2 separate regions of the Mus musculus genome follow, and region 1 is linked to region 2. Evidence: chromatin contacts called from ENCODE Hi-C data. All regions are on one chromosome and are shown on one strand. Each heading gives the region's core, a stretch centred on a gene start or an enhancer-like site at or near the end of the contact. The rest is flanking DNA. Distances are from core to core; before and after follow the strand shown. Region 1 holds the start of 4833439F03Rik (RIKEN cDNA 4833439F03 gene). Region 2 holds the start of Tpst2 (protein-tyrosine sulfotransferase 2).

Region 1 (7,822 bases), core at 2,724-5,223, 860 kb after region 2:
TACCTGGTACGCAGAAGGCACACAGTAGGTGCTTAGGGTATGTGATGCATCTGTACCTGGTACACAGTAGGAGTAGGCACATAGTAGGTGCTTAGGAGATGCAATGAATCTGTATCTGGTACACAAAAGATGTGACAACCATGTTAGGAACACAGTAGGTGCTCAATAAAATAATTCTGTCCTCACCCAGCATTCCGCAGAGGCCCACAATGATGACAGCACTTCCTGGTCCCAAACTCAATGCTCTTACCCGTGTTCTCAGCCCTGCATAGCCAGGCCCTGTCACCCAGACTATCCTGTCCCACTCACTGAGCCAGCCACCTTGGCCTTGGGTTCTTCTTGCACACCAGCCTCCGCCAAGCCTTTCAATGTTCTCTATTCAGGCCTTCTTTGGTGGGCTTAGCATCACCTTGTGACTTCCTCAACTGCTCCTGCTGCCCCCGAGCGCTGAGAGCCCGGTCACTTGTGGCCTGCTTGCTTCCTATACCTGGTTCTGGTAGCCCTGAGCTACAAGAGAGCACTCGGGTGACAGGGATGGCCAGGAACAGGATATGCTCTCTCCCCATTGCCTGACTCGCACAGGACAGGACGCCAGACTTCCTGTGTCCTAAGGCCCAGTCACTCATTCTCCTTGGGCCTCAGTTTACCCCAGGGCAGAGGCGAGGACTGGGGGGTGGAAGGGAAACGGAGCCAGAACACGGGGCGAGAAGTCACACCTTCCTGAGGCAGGGGGATGACCTTGCCCTAGATCCGCTGGACGGACTGCAGTGGACAGGGAAGGAAGGGCCTTCTGGGCTAGCAGGACAGTGGCCCCGGGATACATGTGTGTCCGTCCTATTGGAGCCTGCATCCACCTAGAGCTGACAGAGTGTGTACATGAGGCACAAATGCTGTGCCAGCCTCCATATGGATCTGAGCATCTCAGGTTTTGGTACCCATGAGGGGTCCAGAACACATCCTCATAGCTAGGAAGTGATGGTGCTTACAGCAGGGATTCTTAAAACAGGAGGTGGGCTGGAATCACCTACCAGACAAGTCCCAGGGAGCCCAGTTCACAGTTGGGACCAGTAAGGCAGGAAGGGTTGATAGGACTTGGCTAAGGCCACTTAGCCAGCCTTCCTACACACACACACACACACACACACACACACACTTTCCCTCTCACATACACACAGATACATACACATAGAAAGATACACATGCATATACTCTCACATACAGACACATACACACACACAGACACACTTTCACATACACTCAACCACATGAACACACACGCAGACATTCACACACACTCAAGATGCTCACATAGACATACACAGACACACACTCAGACACACACAGACACTCACATACACATACACACATGCACACAGTGAGATACAAACACATACACACTCAAGACACACATACATACACACAGAGACACATGCACATAGACACACATACACACTCATACAGACTCACACACACAGAGATATACACACACATGAAAACACAGAGATACAAATACACAAACACAACTCGCAGGCACATACATACAGTCATACAGACACACACACACAGAGACACATACACAGATAGACACACACTCACATTTGCACACAGTGACACACACAGAGAGACACACACATATGCAGACACACACATACACACTTCTCGCTCTTCCTCACGCCCAGGCCTCCTGAGCCAGACACCTCCGTGTACTTTTGTGCCCCCAAGTCCCCATTCTGTCCCTCCCACCCAGGTCTCTAGGCCTCTAACACACCCAGCCTTTCTCTGCACCGTGACCCTTCCTGCCTCCCGGGTCCTGGACTAAGCACCGTTTTATTTTCCTTCTTTCTTATCTGGGACAGCTAGAGGCCGCCGTCAGCCAATGACTTCAAGGCTGGCTTGAGATCTTTCCAGCCAGGCTGCCACAAATCCTCCTCTAGACACAGCCCGGGGCCCCTTTCTGGATGAGGGGTAAGATTGCCTACAGCCCCACGCCCCTGCCTGCCTTAGGAAGCTCCCACCCATAAGACAAACATTTAAGTTCAGAGTGAAAGGGGGTGTGTGCGGACTCCCCACTTCGTTGGGAACCTCTGAAGGCACGGTTTGGGAGAGAGGGCTTGGCTGCCACGCACAGGGGCCATACAGAACCCAGGTATTACACACACCACTTGGGGGTGCTCCTTGTCTGCCAATCATTCCATTCCACAGAGGGGAAAGTGAAGGCACAGAAAGGACAGAGGCCGCTGATCCACTCAAAGTAACACTCCTGGGAAGAGGCAGGCTGCTATCCAATCTCACCCAGGTGGATTTGCAGCAAGACGCAAGTCCCCCACCACACACAGTAGGATATCTTAGCACCTGACAGACTTACAAGTATTTACTTACTATGTGCCAGCATGGTGCTGACAGCATCTCAGAACAAGCACATGGTGCCCTCACTGGACAGAGGAGGAAACTGAGACTTAAGAATGGATTGAGCCAATGCCAGCTCTGCCCACCCCAGAGAGAGGCCAAGCAGGAGTGGGAAGACCTGGAAATCCACACTACTTCTGGGTGTATTTATGTTCACCCACTCGCCACCTGGGTGGCTGGCCTGTCACTGCGAGCACACTCCACATGCACAGAGGCACAGAGACTTAGGGCAGCATCCAAAGTCACACAGCCCAAGAAGAGCTAGGGCAGAGGTCAGGGAACAGAGCTAGTGTTCCTGGAGAGGATTCTGGGGAACGGGGCAGGAGGAGACAGACAAGCTGACACAGAACGAGCTCTTCCTTCGCGGAGAATGGGCGAGCACTCAAGACCCAAAGGAGTGCAGACTCCCACACAAGGAGTCACCCCTGATCAGCCTCACAGCATGGCTTCTGGCCTGGGTGAGCCCCTGCCTAGTGGCTCAGTGGCTGTGTGCGCCCTGCTGAGTCCCCTGGTCTCTGCGGACAGCTGCATTCCCCTGCCCAACACTGTCTCATAACCACACTGGCTCTGGGGACAAAAAGGGATAACTGAACCCATGTCTGGCCTCGAACGCCCCTGAAAACTGGGACAACTCAGCCCAGGGCAGAGGCCAGCTATCTGAAGACATTGGGCACTGCAACTAAGCTTCGTTCTGGTTGGTGACGTTAGTGTCCCCGAAGTCATTAGAGGTCCCAGAAACCATCTGCCAAGAGTTGGGCAGGGAAGTGTTCTTCCTGCTTCTCTCTCCCAGCCAGACTTCCCGCACCTTGCTGCGCATGCCCACGAGGTCACCGTTCTGTCTCCAGACCCGCCTCATATCACTCCAGATTACACTCACTGGCTATGATTACCCTGGTCTCACAGCATAGAACCCAATAGCTGGGCCTGGGCGCTCCACAATGGCCGGGCTCTTCACACAAGTCCAAGCTCCCAGGCTGGCAGGACCTGCCATCACCTTCCACCCAGTCCCCTACAGCTCCTCCCCTCGGAAGTCACTCAGTGTCTCACTTTTGAACAGTGGCAACCAGGCAACCGCCTTAAATCAGCACACAGGCAATGAGACCACTTGGTCACCCTGGGAGGGCAAGAGGAGATAGAGCAGGTGTCAAGTAAGCTTCCCTAAAAATAGAGATGCCGGCATGCCGTGGGGACAGCAGTGCCCCCCCAACCCCCACACAGCCCTGCTCACAGACAAGGAGCCCGGAGTCCGTTCCCCACCAGCTTCAAGCAGTGGGTGCTGCACCTGCAGAGCAGCCAACCCAGCCTACATCCCCCTCAGTATCCCAAGGCCATCATCACTGATAGGAAAAGTCCTCCCCTGAGGCTTCTACGAGTTGGCCCCCTCTCAGGAGTCCGAGGGAAGGGACCTTCCCAGGGTTGCCCTGCTATTTTAAACCACACACATCTATCCCCAAGCTTACAAGATCAGGGGCCTCAGAGTCTGGCTGTCTCTTCCGGAGGGATGAGAACCTCTGTTGGCTGCGTGCGGAGAAGCGGCGGAAGGACTCTCGGCTCCGAGAGGCCAGGTGTCTGAAGGAGGAGGTGCGCTTGAACGGGGTGCGAGCGGCGGACTCCCCGCTCCGCTCGGTGCCCACCGTGGCCGTCACCAAGTGCAGAGCCTCCTGGAAGGACCGCCTCACCGTGCCAACCCACTGAGTCATGTGTGTCTGGGCCACTGAAAGCTTGTCGCCCAGGTACTCCATAGGGCCAGCCTGGAGGAGGGGGCAGGCGGAGGCAGTTAGGAGGCCGACACTGCCAGGGTCCTGGTCCTTCTGTCGGTGACCGTCCTTGGGGAGAAGTTCTGGGCTCCGATGGGAAGCCCGGCAGAGAACATCAGCGCAAGTAAAGTAAACATCGCCCGACAGGCATCCGTGCGGGTCACGAAACAGGGACGGGACGGGTCAGCAGGGGGTCACCAGCAGGAGCCTAGAGTCAACCAACCAGGTCGTCCAGTTCTAGTCCCTGGGGCCAACCCTGATGAAGTCAAGGGGCAGGTGGCTGTGAAGAACTGGGCGAGGGGGCTGGCACCCCCAACTCACTTCCTCCGTCCATGCAGGGAGAACTCCCATGCACACCTGGGAGCCACCGCCCACCGCCGCCGGCCAGCTCTCTCTCCAGGCTCTTCTCGTCTGAACTAGGCAGATCTCCAGTCCTCAGGCTGGAGACTCCAAACCCGAAGCCGACTGAACCTGCCGCCCAGCAGGCAGCGCGCTCACTTCCGGAGAGGCAGCCACCCAGCCCGGGTCCCCTGGCCCGGCAGCCCGGAATGACATCAGCCCCCTGTCTTGGCGAGGGGTGCACAGCCCAGGAATGCAGGAGGGGCCTCGGGAGGTGGCCGCCCAGGGAGCTGGCGTCAGCCCCAGTTTTTTTTTTTTTGTTTTGTTTTTTTTTCTCCCCCTAAGTCTCAACTCGCTCGCTCGCTGTCCCTCGGGGACTTCATGTGCCAGACTGCTTACCCACCCCAGGCAGCACCGTGCAGGAACGCGGGTGAGTGCGCGCGTGTGGGGGCATGTACGTGGGAGGCGGCTGCCCCGGGGAGGTGGAGGGGCCGCTGCCGCACGAGCCTCCAGGGCTTCAGGTGAAGTCTGAGGACCTGTGGCTGGCTGTCAGTCTGTCTCCCTCTCCCGGCAGCGGCAGCGCCCTTCGGCTTCCATCTCCTTGCGGAGCTAAGCAGCTAAGCCTCCCCCACCAAGCTCCTTCCCCCTCTTATCCGCTCAGCAGTCCCTGCTGCCTCTCCTCGAGGATGGAGGACGCAGGTGACCTGCCCTGAGCTTCCCTCAAGGGTGGGTCTGGGGCTGAGGTGCCTGCATTTTGGTACAAGCAGGGTTGCCATGGCAACTTGGGGGCACAGCATCTGCCCCCTTTCCTAGGCTGGGCACAAGGAGCCATAAGGATGATTCATATGAACGAGTATCACATGAGCTCACTGTGCTTAACCCTTAAGGGCTGGAGCTTGTGGGGGCTGATAAGAGAGAAGAGGGTACACACTGGACAGGGAGGGGCATCAGCACAGTGGGACTCTGGACCTTCCAGCCAGGCTCTATTCCCCATCTCTGTTCCTTCCACAGGTGAAGAGGTGGATTCACATGTCGAAGGTCACACAGCAAGAGCACGACCAAGGTGCTCTTGGAAATGGCCCCCTCCCCATGGTTGCAAGCACGTCTGACCCCCCCCCACACCTCGCCCACTGGCAGGCCTTAAAAAAATATTGACTTTTCAAAATGCCAGGCCAAATCCAAGGTTGAAATCCACATCTGCCCAACCACCTGGTATGATCGATGCACCGCCCCCTCACCTCTCTGTCCTGAGTCAATATTTGCTCTCTAGACACCAGACTTGCCAAAGTAAGTATCTTGAAGGCCCACCCTGTGACAGACAGTGTGTGCAGGCTACCTACAGCCTCCTCTTCCTCCTCCTCATTCCAACCCCCCAACTCCCCACCCCCGGTGGTCCAGGCATCTCCGGTAAGAGTGAGCACCTCCTCTGGCCCAGCTCATGGCCCTGTGCTGTGGAGGGTCAGAGGGATGCAACACAGCTGCTGACTGATGCCACCTGAGCCTGATAAATGCTCAAAGGATCCCATTTGCTAAAAAGGGAGACTGAGGCCCAGAGAGCTGAGGCTGTGTGTGGTGGCCTGCCTCCCAGAGGCCCCCAGGGTCCCCACTACCCCTCCCACAATGCATCAGGGTTGGTCCCCAAGCGCCACAGTGAGGATGACTCTAGGGCATGTAAGGGGCAGCCATGGTGGATGCTCTGGAGGAGAAACCCACAGAGAAGAGACTAGAGTTCCAGCTAGAACCCAGCACCATGGCTGGCTACTGGACGAAGGCAGGTACCTGCCTCCGGTCAGATCCAGAGGACAGGAACCATGGCCAGCTTCCCGACTAGAGTCACTGGGAGACAAAAACTCACTCAGCCAAGCTGCCCTCAGTCTCCTGATCATAATATGTGCAAAGGTCCTGAGGTGAGCCAGGTTCATAGGGAACTGTAGGGATGAGGACAGGATGGCTTACAATGGAAGGAGGGCCCCTGACTGAGGTCAGGCTGTGTGCCCAGCAGGTGAGAGAGGTCAGACTGTGTGCCCAGCAGGTGAGATGTCACCCCAGCCTGCACCTCTGCAGATGAGGAAACATGCCAGGGGAAGGCCAATCCCCTTCTCCACCTGAGCCTGGCTCCTTCCCTAGCCTCCAAAGGGGGCTACACCCACAGTCACAGCCGGGGTTTCTGGGTTCTACAAGGAATTCACAGCAAACTCCAGGCTCCGGTCACTTCATAGACTTCCCAGGTAACCAGGGACAGACAGAAGACAGGAAAGGATAGACAGGCCCTTCCCAATCTGGCCCCAGAAAAGCCACCCCAGGAACATTTCGAGAACGAGAGGGGGACCCAAGTGTGACAGGCTATCTGGACACAGAGATGGGGATCATTCTATCCTTCGGAGGGGAGGGGGGGCCGTGAGAGGCACGAGACACATCTAAAGTGATCGTAGCTCCCACTGAATGGCTTCAAGAGGGGTGCAGCACCTGTAATATTTCTAAGAGAAGCCAAACACCCCAGATGAAACACTGCCCCTTTGGGATGGATAGACACACTGAAGCTGGGGACCAGGTTGGGATGCACAGGTGTCATCGGCTTTGAAAACACCTCAGATGGGGCTGGAGAGATGGCTCAGAGGTTAGGAGCACTAGCTGTTCTTTCAGAGGTCCTAAGTTCAGTTCCCAGCAACCACATGGGGGCTCACAACCATCTGTAATGGAATCTGCTGCCCTCTTCAGGCCTGCAGGTGAACATGCGGGTAGAATGTTGTATACATAACAAATAAATCTTTATTTAAAAAAAAATCTCAGACACACAGTTTTTATGAAGAAGACAGCTGTCCCGGGCATCATTTCAAATGTCTTGAAGTGCTCGACTGGGGCTGGAGAGATGGCTCAGGTGTTAAGAGCACTGACTGCTCTTCCAGAGGTCCCGAGTTCAAATCCCACCAACTACACCGTGGCTCACAACCATCTGTAATGGGATCCGATGCCCTCTTCTGGTGTGTCTGAACACCGCTATAGTGTACTCACACATTAAAACAAACAAACAAGAAAGTGCTTGATTGTTGACACCACAGTTCACGACAGATACCACATGTGAGACACACGTGAGAATTCACCTCAGAAAGAAGAACACACAGGGGCTGATGCTAAAAACACAGCTGCCACAAAATATACAAGTGGGACACAAGAAGCCAGGTGCTCAGCCAAAAGGGGCAGGTGGGCTGGGAAAAGCGGGGTGTCTGGATCCAGGATGGAGGAGAACTCTATCACATCGACTCTGCCTTTCCAGTATTAAGTCTGTATTCTTCATGGGATTCTGCTTTGACTTAAAAATA
Region 2 (7,487 bases), core at 210-2,709:
AGTTGCACAGGCCACCCTGCCTGTGCTTTGGGTCATGAGGTAAGCACCTCATTTTTTCCTCCCTGGACTAGTTTTGGAACCTACTCTTGCCTGGCCAGTTCCAGACCCTGCTGGGAAGGCTTGTTGAGGGGAATCCAGCTTACTTGTGGAATCATAAAGCTCAGAGAAAGCCCTCAGCGGAGCAGAAGTCCCCTTCAGGCAGACCTTGCTCTTTGATCTTTCTTCACCCATAAATAGTATAAAACTCCCAGAGCTGTGTCGTTAGTCACAAAAAAAAAAAAAAAATCTCAAATATGCACTCAGTAAATGCTATGTTGTGTGGTTTCATTTTTGGTAACTGGCTTCACCAAGACGGGGACTTTGTCAGCCCAGCATCTCCCACAGGGCAGGCACTGTTTTATAGACTACATGAATGAATGAATGAATGAATGAATGAATGACAAACACATATCTGTGTGCCTTGCTTTGTCTGGCCTGTAGAGATATTTGTGTTAGTTGTAACTAGTATAAAAATGAATTTCATTTAGTTTTGTACAGGTTTGGGGTATACGGTTTCACAACACCCTGGAAGGTCAAAGGATTTGTTTGGGTGGGAGGGGTACGTCCTTGTATGATGTGGGTCCCTCATCGAACTCATGTCGTCAGACTTAGAGGCAGGCGCTCTTACCCACTAAGCCATCTCGCAAACACCAGGATTTTATTTTCAATATTTATTTTTATTACTGTGTGTCAAGGCACACGTGTGGAGGTCGGAGACAACTTTGTGGAGCCGGTTCTACTCTTCCATCTCTGCACGGGTTTCGGGGATTGCAAGCGTCTTTACCAAACGAGCCATCTAATGTATTTTAAAATGGTAAAACACACCACAACTCGTGCGCGCGCGCGCGCGCTGTAAACAGAGGCTATAGAGGACGCAGCGAGAGGCTAGCCTACACCTTCTCCTTTGCTCTGCACACCTTGGGCTGGCTCCTTTCTGGGACCCAATCCTGTACCTATAGTGCACACCCCTGCGCTGACGGACAGCCATCCCGCTCAGCGTCTGAACGCCAGCTTGTGGCTGCGCCCTCAAGGATGCCGTGCAGAGGAGGAACGCCCTGCGTAGTTAAAGGAGCCAGAGCAGCAAGCTCTAACGGCAGGGGCTCCGCCCCCGGGGAGGAGATGAGGGCGGGGCAACGCTGGAAGGGGCGGGCTCTCTTGGCCACACCCCTTGCGTCATGGCGCTAGAGGGGAAGCTAGGGGAGGGGGAGTGGCGGAGGCCGTGCGTGTGGGCAGGGCCTATCTGGGTCCCGCCCCCAACCCTCTGGGCAAGCCTGGAGTGTCGCGGCTCTAGCGATAGACGTTGGGGGCGTGGTCAAGCACTAGGCGACAGGGGCGTGATCACGAGTGGCTCCGCCCCTTGCGTCACGACACGCGGCCCCGCCCCTCGCGGCGCCTCCCTGGCGGCCGGCAGGGAGCCGGAGTCTGCGCGGGCGCCGATTTGGGCACGGTAGGTGGCAGCGGCCTCGGCCAGTACCAGGTCAGGGCTGCGTGGCGCGGTCCGGACGGTGGGCGGCGCGGACAGGCCTGGTCGCCGCGGGAGGACGCGCGTGGCCTGGAGCCCCACCCGCGCGGCGCCGCGGGGAAGTTAACTTGCGGAGGTCGCGGCCCACGGTGGTTCTTAAGAACGCGTAGACCTCTCTTGCTCTGCCCTGTTTTGCTTGCTTCCTGCTTCACACGTGGGAAACTGAGGCCTGGGGTCACGTGCCCGGGCGCTGGGACTCACAGCTAGGACGGGGCAGAAACTCTCCCGCGGGGTTTTGTGCGCGCGAGCGAGCGTGTGACCCTCCCCCCTCCCCCCAGAGGTGGCTGCCCCTGTACCCACTGCTCCCGGTGTTCATACTGTTCCTTGCCCTCCCCAACCCCTTGTTTCTTTCATTCTAGCAGGGATGCCCGATGGTTAGTTAGGCCCAGCTTCTGCATTGGGGCAGATCGGGCTGGGAGGCTCCGGCTTAGTATTGGGGACATGCCCTTTCTCCAGCCTCTGTTTCCGGACATACAGAACTGGGTTTGTTTCGTTACCCTGAAGAAGCTGTTAAGTTATTTGTGAACCGCTGTACCCGCCTTGCCTCGCCTTGGGCTCATTCCATTTACCATATCTTGTTTTAAAAACCGTATCTAAGGATTTTTTTTTTTGTAACACTTTTTCTGAAGGTCTGATCCACTAACCATATAAATCTTCTTTTGGAAGTAAACTTTAGGTGGTTGGTGGGTTTTAGGATGCTCACATTACGCACTGATCCTCGTCTACTTTTAGAACATTTGTACATCCCCCAAAGCAGCAGTCCCTAACCCTCAACTCCCAAACCTCTTTCCCCAGACCCCGGCTCACCTTCATCTACACTACTATCTGTCTATGGATTTCTCTGCTCTGGGTGGTTCTGTGTATGGTTCCTCATGTGCATAGTATTTCCTAGTGTGGATATTGTGTGTGTGTGTGTGTGTGTGTGTGTGTAGTCCATTGGTTTGTAGATGGACAGTGGGTTGATGTTCCTTTATGGCTGTGATTAGTATTGTTGCTGGGAATACACACACTGTATTTCTCTTTTCAGTTTTGCCTAAATTTCAGGATCCCTTTAAAGTTTAACCTATTGAGGAGCTGCCAAACTCCCAAAGTGCCTTACCACTTTACTGCCTCTGGAATGTGATGGTTATGATGATATTTGTGACCAAGTCTTATCTACCTCAAGCTGACCTTGAACCCCAGACTCTCCGGTTTCAGCCCCGGAGTGCTGGAATTAGAGGCTTGTGCCACTTGCCTGGCTTGAGGTTTCCCATAAATTCTGAATATGTTTCGTTTCTTCTGAAACATCAGCGTCTTCCTGGCTTCAATGCATTTGTTATAAATGATTTCCTAGTTCATTAGTGCTCTGAGGGGTACCCTGCATGTCATCCGGGCGGTTCCTGGGACCTGCTAGTAAGCAGCAGTGGTGAGCAGATTTGTGGTTGACAGCTTCAGTACCTGTTGGGGTTAGGGCCTGGACCTGCCCACCCTCTTCCTGTGCTGGGGGAGGTAAGGTTATAAAAGAGAGTCACTGTGCTTCCCACAGTGAGGGGGGGGGTGCGCGTTCATGTGTGCATGTGTGTGTGTGTGTGTGCAAGCTCCGTCGAGAAAGTGTGTATTGAGACAGGGTCTCCTGTGACTCGGGCTGGCCTTCACGTCACTATGGAACTGAAGATGACCTTTAGCCTCTGTTCCTCCTGCCTCCACTTCCTGAGTGCTATACAGGTGTGCATCGTGACACCTTCTGCATTCAGTGCTGGGGTGGAACCCAGAGCCTCCGGCAAGCTAGGAGATCGAGCTTCCAATAGAACTGAACTCCTTTTATAATTATTGTGGGTGGTGTGTGTGTCTGTGCACGTGTAGGGTCTGGGGAGGCCGGCAGTTGATGTAGGATGCCTTTCTCTGTCGAGCCTCATCTTGTTTTTTGAGGCACAGTCTCTTGCTTAACCCAGAACTTGCCATTTTGCCTAGAATGGCCGGCCAGGGAGCCTCTGGGACTAATTTATAACTCCAACTCGGGGATTGCAGGCACACGCTGCTGAACTCAGATTTTTTTTTTTTTCTTTTTGAAACAAGACCATACTGTGTAGCCTTTGGTTGACCTGCATCTGACAGATATCCACGTGCCTCCTAACTGCTGGAATCAAAGCTGTGTACCACCACACCCAGCCTTTTCCAGGCATGCAGAGACCCAGTCTCTGTTCCGCAGGCTAGCCTAGCATGATCTCTTACCCAGTGAACTATTTCCATAGCCTTGAGCTACGTTCTTGAAGGGAGTCCGATTTCTGAACGTCAGTCCAGGCTTCTGGTAGTTACCTGTTGCAGGGTTTAAAACAGCATTGCCCTACAGGTCCTGCATGGTGTCATCTGGCTGTGGCTGGTGACAGAACTGGGGAAACAGAGCCCCCGGCACTTAGTGTAGCTCCACCGTTCTCCACAAGTTCCTTGGTGAAGAAAGTAGTCTAGGAATCAAGGGAGCTCCCTGGGCCTCGAGTCCCTGCTGGGGAATGAACGTACATCCTCAGAGCTCAGTATGGCATCTTGAGCTCCAGAAAGCCTCCAGGGCATTGTGGGTGTATTTGTAGCTAGACTGTGAGTCGTGTGGCTTCATAAGTGTATCTTTCGAGAGCTCAGGTACGGTTTGGGTGGCTTTGACGTGCCAAGCGACCTCGCAGAAGTTCCCCTGAGAGGAAGTCTGTACTTGCCCCGTACCGTCCATGTCTTGCTGCCTGCCCAGTGTCAGACATACCGCAGAGGTCTGGGATGCCCCTCTCCCCCATCCCAAGCCGCGGGCTGAGGAGGAATTATGGGCACATGAGTCATTTGAAATAGCTGAAGGGCTGGGCCAAGCTGGAGAAATTGCAGTGGAGGACAAGGGGGAACAGACATTATTGCTGGAGAGATGGCAGCTGGTGGCCCGGCTGCCAAGTGGATGCTCTCATTTGCCAGGCTCTTGACCTAGGCTGGCTTGTGGGAGAAAGATGGCAAGGTCAGAGAGCTGGCACCACCTCTCTTAGTATCACCGGCTCTGCTTGGAAGCCAGGCCTGGAGCTGTTGCTGCTTCTTGCTACCCCTGGGCTGAGTTTGCAGAGTACAAGTAGCTGCTACCTCCTGGGGATAGGAGGGGGCATGATGTCATCAGCAGTCCAGTTTGCCCTTTGCAAACCTCAGTGATTACAAACCTGGCTGAACAGTGCAAGGCCCACTGAGTGCCAGCCATTGGCCTAGATGCTTACAGCCCTTAACTCGGTTCTCCTGACGGCAGAGGAGGCACAGAGCACAGAGGCCTCAGTGGTTGCTGCTGTCGGGACTATAGGGTCATGCAGCTGCCAGGTTGGAGACAGATTTGAGGCCAAGGCTATCCTCATCGGTTACGGACCTTCCTCTCTCATTTCCCTTGGTAAGGCCCGGCACATGAGCCCCTGGGCTCAGTGGTTACAAGTATTAGCCACTCTTGTGCACATTTGTATCTGCCTATCTCACTTCCTCCTGAATGGCAGGGTGGACAGACACAGGGTTCTCGCCTTGTGAAGTCCTGGAGGCTTGCAAGCCCCAGTTCCCTCCGGATGGCTGTGGTATTGGGCAAGGCGCTTCCCCTTCTGGGCCTGTTCTTCCTGCTAGAGAAGGGATTCACTGCCTGCGGGTTTTGTTTAGCTCCCTGGTGATGTGGCTGTTCTAGGTTGGCCAGCTGGCTTTGAACCTAGGATTTCTATGCATGCTGGACAGGCTCTCTCCCATTGAACTACAACGGAGGTCTACTCCTGGTTCATTTTGAGATGAGGTCTTACTAAGCTGCCTAAACTGGCCTAGAACTCTCTCTGTAGTCCAGGCTGGCTTTGAACTTTCAGTCTTCCTGCGTCAGCCTCCTAGGAATTAGGACAACAGGCCTGTGTCACTGAGCCTGGCTGCTATTCTGGTTTTAATTGAACTGGCATTCAGACATTTGTAGAGGAAACTTACAGTTCCAAACTGAATTCCTGAGGCTCCGGGCAGGTGTCTTGGGCTGTCCTGATCCCTATCACCCCCAAACTGACCCCAGTGTTACATTCAGGACTGGCCCCAGGAGTCTGACTTGGTGTAGAAAAAGCTTCAGGGTTTTGAGGGCAGCCGTGGGCCTTCCTTGTGTTTGGAAACCATCCCTATTGCTTAGCGCCTTTTAAATCTACTTTATCCTCCTTGGCGTTCTTCACATGCATCGTCACACATTCCTCGGATGTCTGTGGAACATCTCACAATCCCCAAGTCACAGAGAACCTTCACAACCTTAGGTTCAGGTCTGGCCTAAGCCGGTATGAAACAGCAGAGGCCAGCCGCAGCCCGCCTATGTCTCAGCAGGTGAACTGCAGGTTCTGGGATGCGTGAGTCTGAACCACCGGCTGCAGGGACAGATCCCCCCCCCCCCCCCCCTGCTCTGCCCTCAATAGTGACATAACCTCGTATTTCCCAAACTCTGAGGCTGGCAGTGTGTCAGCCACCAAAAGCCACTCAAGCTTGATGTAGGCTATTGGTAGAGGCAGCTGGAATACGTGGGGCCTCCAGTTGTACACAGTTGCCTCCATGACGGGCCAGAAGACACTGAACACTCGGTAGCTGTGTCTGCCCTGAGGGCACATTGCAGCTCCCTAGGAAGAGGCTGCTACCAGATCCAAAAGCAGCAAGAGCCTCTTGTTCTGGGGACCTGGGAAGCTGGATGCTTGATGTCACTATGCCCCACCCCCATGCTGCTTTCTAAAGAATGCATTTGAAACAATTATGGCCTAGACTTAAGAGTCAGGTCCTGCCCCACACCTTGTCCTGGGAGCAGAGTCATACAGGGCCAGGGACACACCGTGCTCGCTGACCACCTCTTGTCTCTGGCTGCTGCATCACAACTGAATACAAATGTATTCCCCTATCTTTTCTTCTCTGGTTTTCAATTACTCGGCGAGCTGGAAGTATTAAGTGGAAATTTCTAGAAACAGGCCATTCTAAGAGGTGTGATGAAACTTACCCTGCGGGCTGGGACTTGGCTGGTCTCCTGTATCCACAGTGTATATGCTGCCTGCCCTGTTACTCTCTGTCTGCTGTGACAGAGGACGTGGTCAGTATTTCAGAAGGCTTTTGTAACTTAACATTACTAAGTCACTTCCCCAAACATGTTACTCTCCTGCTGGCCCTATTTTATTAATCAGATCCTGTCACTGATGTGTGTATAGGAAAAGCCTGGTATGTATGAGGGAACTGTGCCTGGTCAGGCTTCTGCTGGTCTCTTGGAATGTCAGGGGGTCTGGAGTAGTCAGGAGAGTGGCGTGGGACCTCAACACTCCTGCAGAGGTCATCGGAAAGTTGGCCAAATAAAAAGTTCTCTAAATACTAGTGGTGATGATCTTGTCTGTGCACCTTCTGCACTTAGCTCTTAATGTTGATTCCCCTTGGGTCAGCTCTGTCATGGGTAGTGCTGCGGGATCCTTCTTTATACTGGGTGCTGGCTGGAGTCCCGGGAAAGGAGCCAGGTGGAAGCAGGTTGTGTGGCTTGGGTGGTCAGCCTGGCAGGCTGTTGCAGAGCCCAGAGCTGCTTCCAGTTGCTTTCTGTCCGCCTGAGGCAGGTAGGAGGCCTTTATCCCTTCTCCTTAACAGTTCACAAATGTGTGCAGGCAGTGGAGTTGGGGGGCTGTGATGAAGGGATGTGGGGTTGAAGTGGGGGTGCAGTGGGGAGCAGCAAGGCCACCCCAAAGCCCCCAGGGAGCCAGGCTCTTTGGGGGGGTGTGGAACAGATGGGGTAGTCAAGGAGGCATGCTGGGGGAGGAGTTGGCCGGGTAGAAGGGGGAGAGAGCCACACCTGTGAGAGCTGACAGGTGAGGCCTGTGGCCTGATGGGTTTGCTGGAGCTCAGTGCAGAACCCACTGTGTTTGTGGGAGCATCGGGTGGGGGTGGGGTGGGGTCAGGGGTCAGGACATGTGCTTTAAAA

What was found. A loop is a pair of places that touch in the nucleus more often than their neighbours do.
Region 1: a map of v-Abl transformed pro-B cells shows a loop between it and region 2 (2.5-fold over the local background). The contact joins the promoter of 4833439F03Rik here to the promoter of Tpst2 in region 2. A Hi-C loop is called at or near these places in 2 of 37 maps with a recorded cell type or tissue (regulatory T cell and v-Abl transformed pro-B cells).

What each region holds. Positions count from the first base shown.
Region 1 is chr5:113,133,839-113,141,660 of GRCm38, forward strand. It overlaps 4833439F03Rik (RIKEN cDNA 4833439F03 gene), which reads left to right and starts at 3,974. Exons shown (of 3, transcript NR_166693.1): 1 at 3,974-4,139; 2 at 4,502-4,932; 3 at 5,514-7,286. All of the region lies in intron 6 of 2900026A02Rik (RIKEN cDNA 2900026A02 gene), which reads right to left.
Region 2 is chr5:112,275,286-112,282,772 of GRCm38, forward strand. It overlaps Tpst2 (protein-tyrosine sulfotransferase 2), which reads left to right and starts at 1,460. Exons shown (of 7, transcript NM_009419.5): 1 at 1,460-1,486.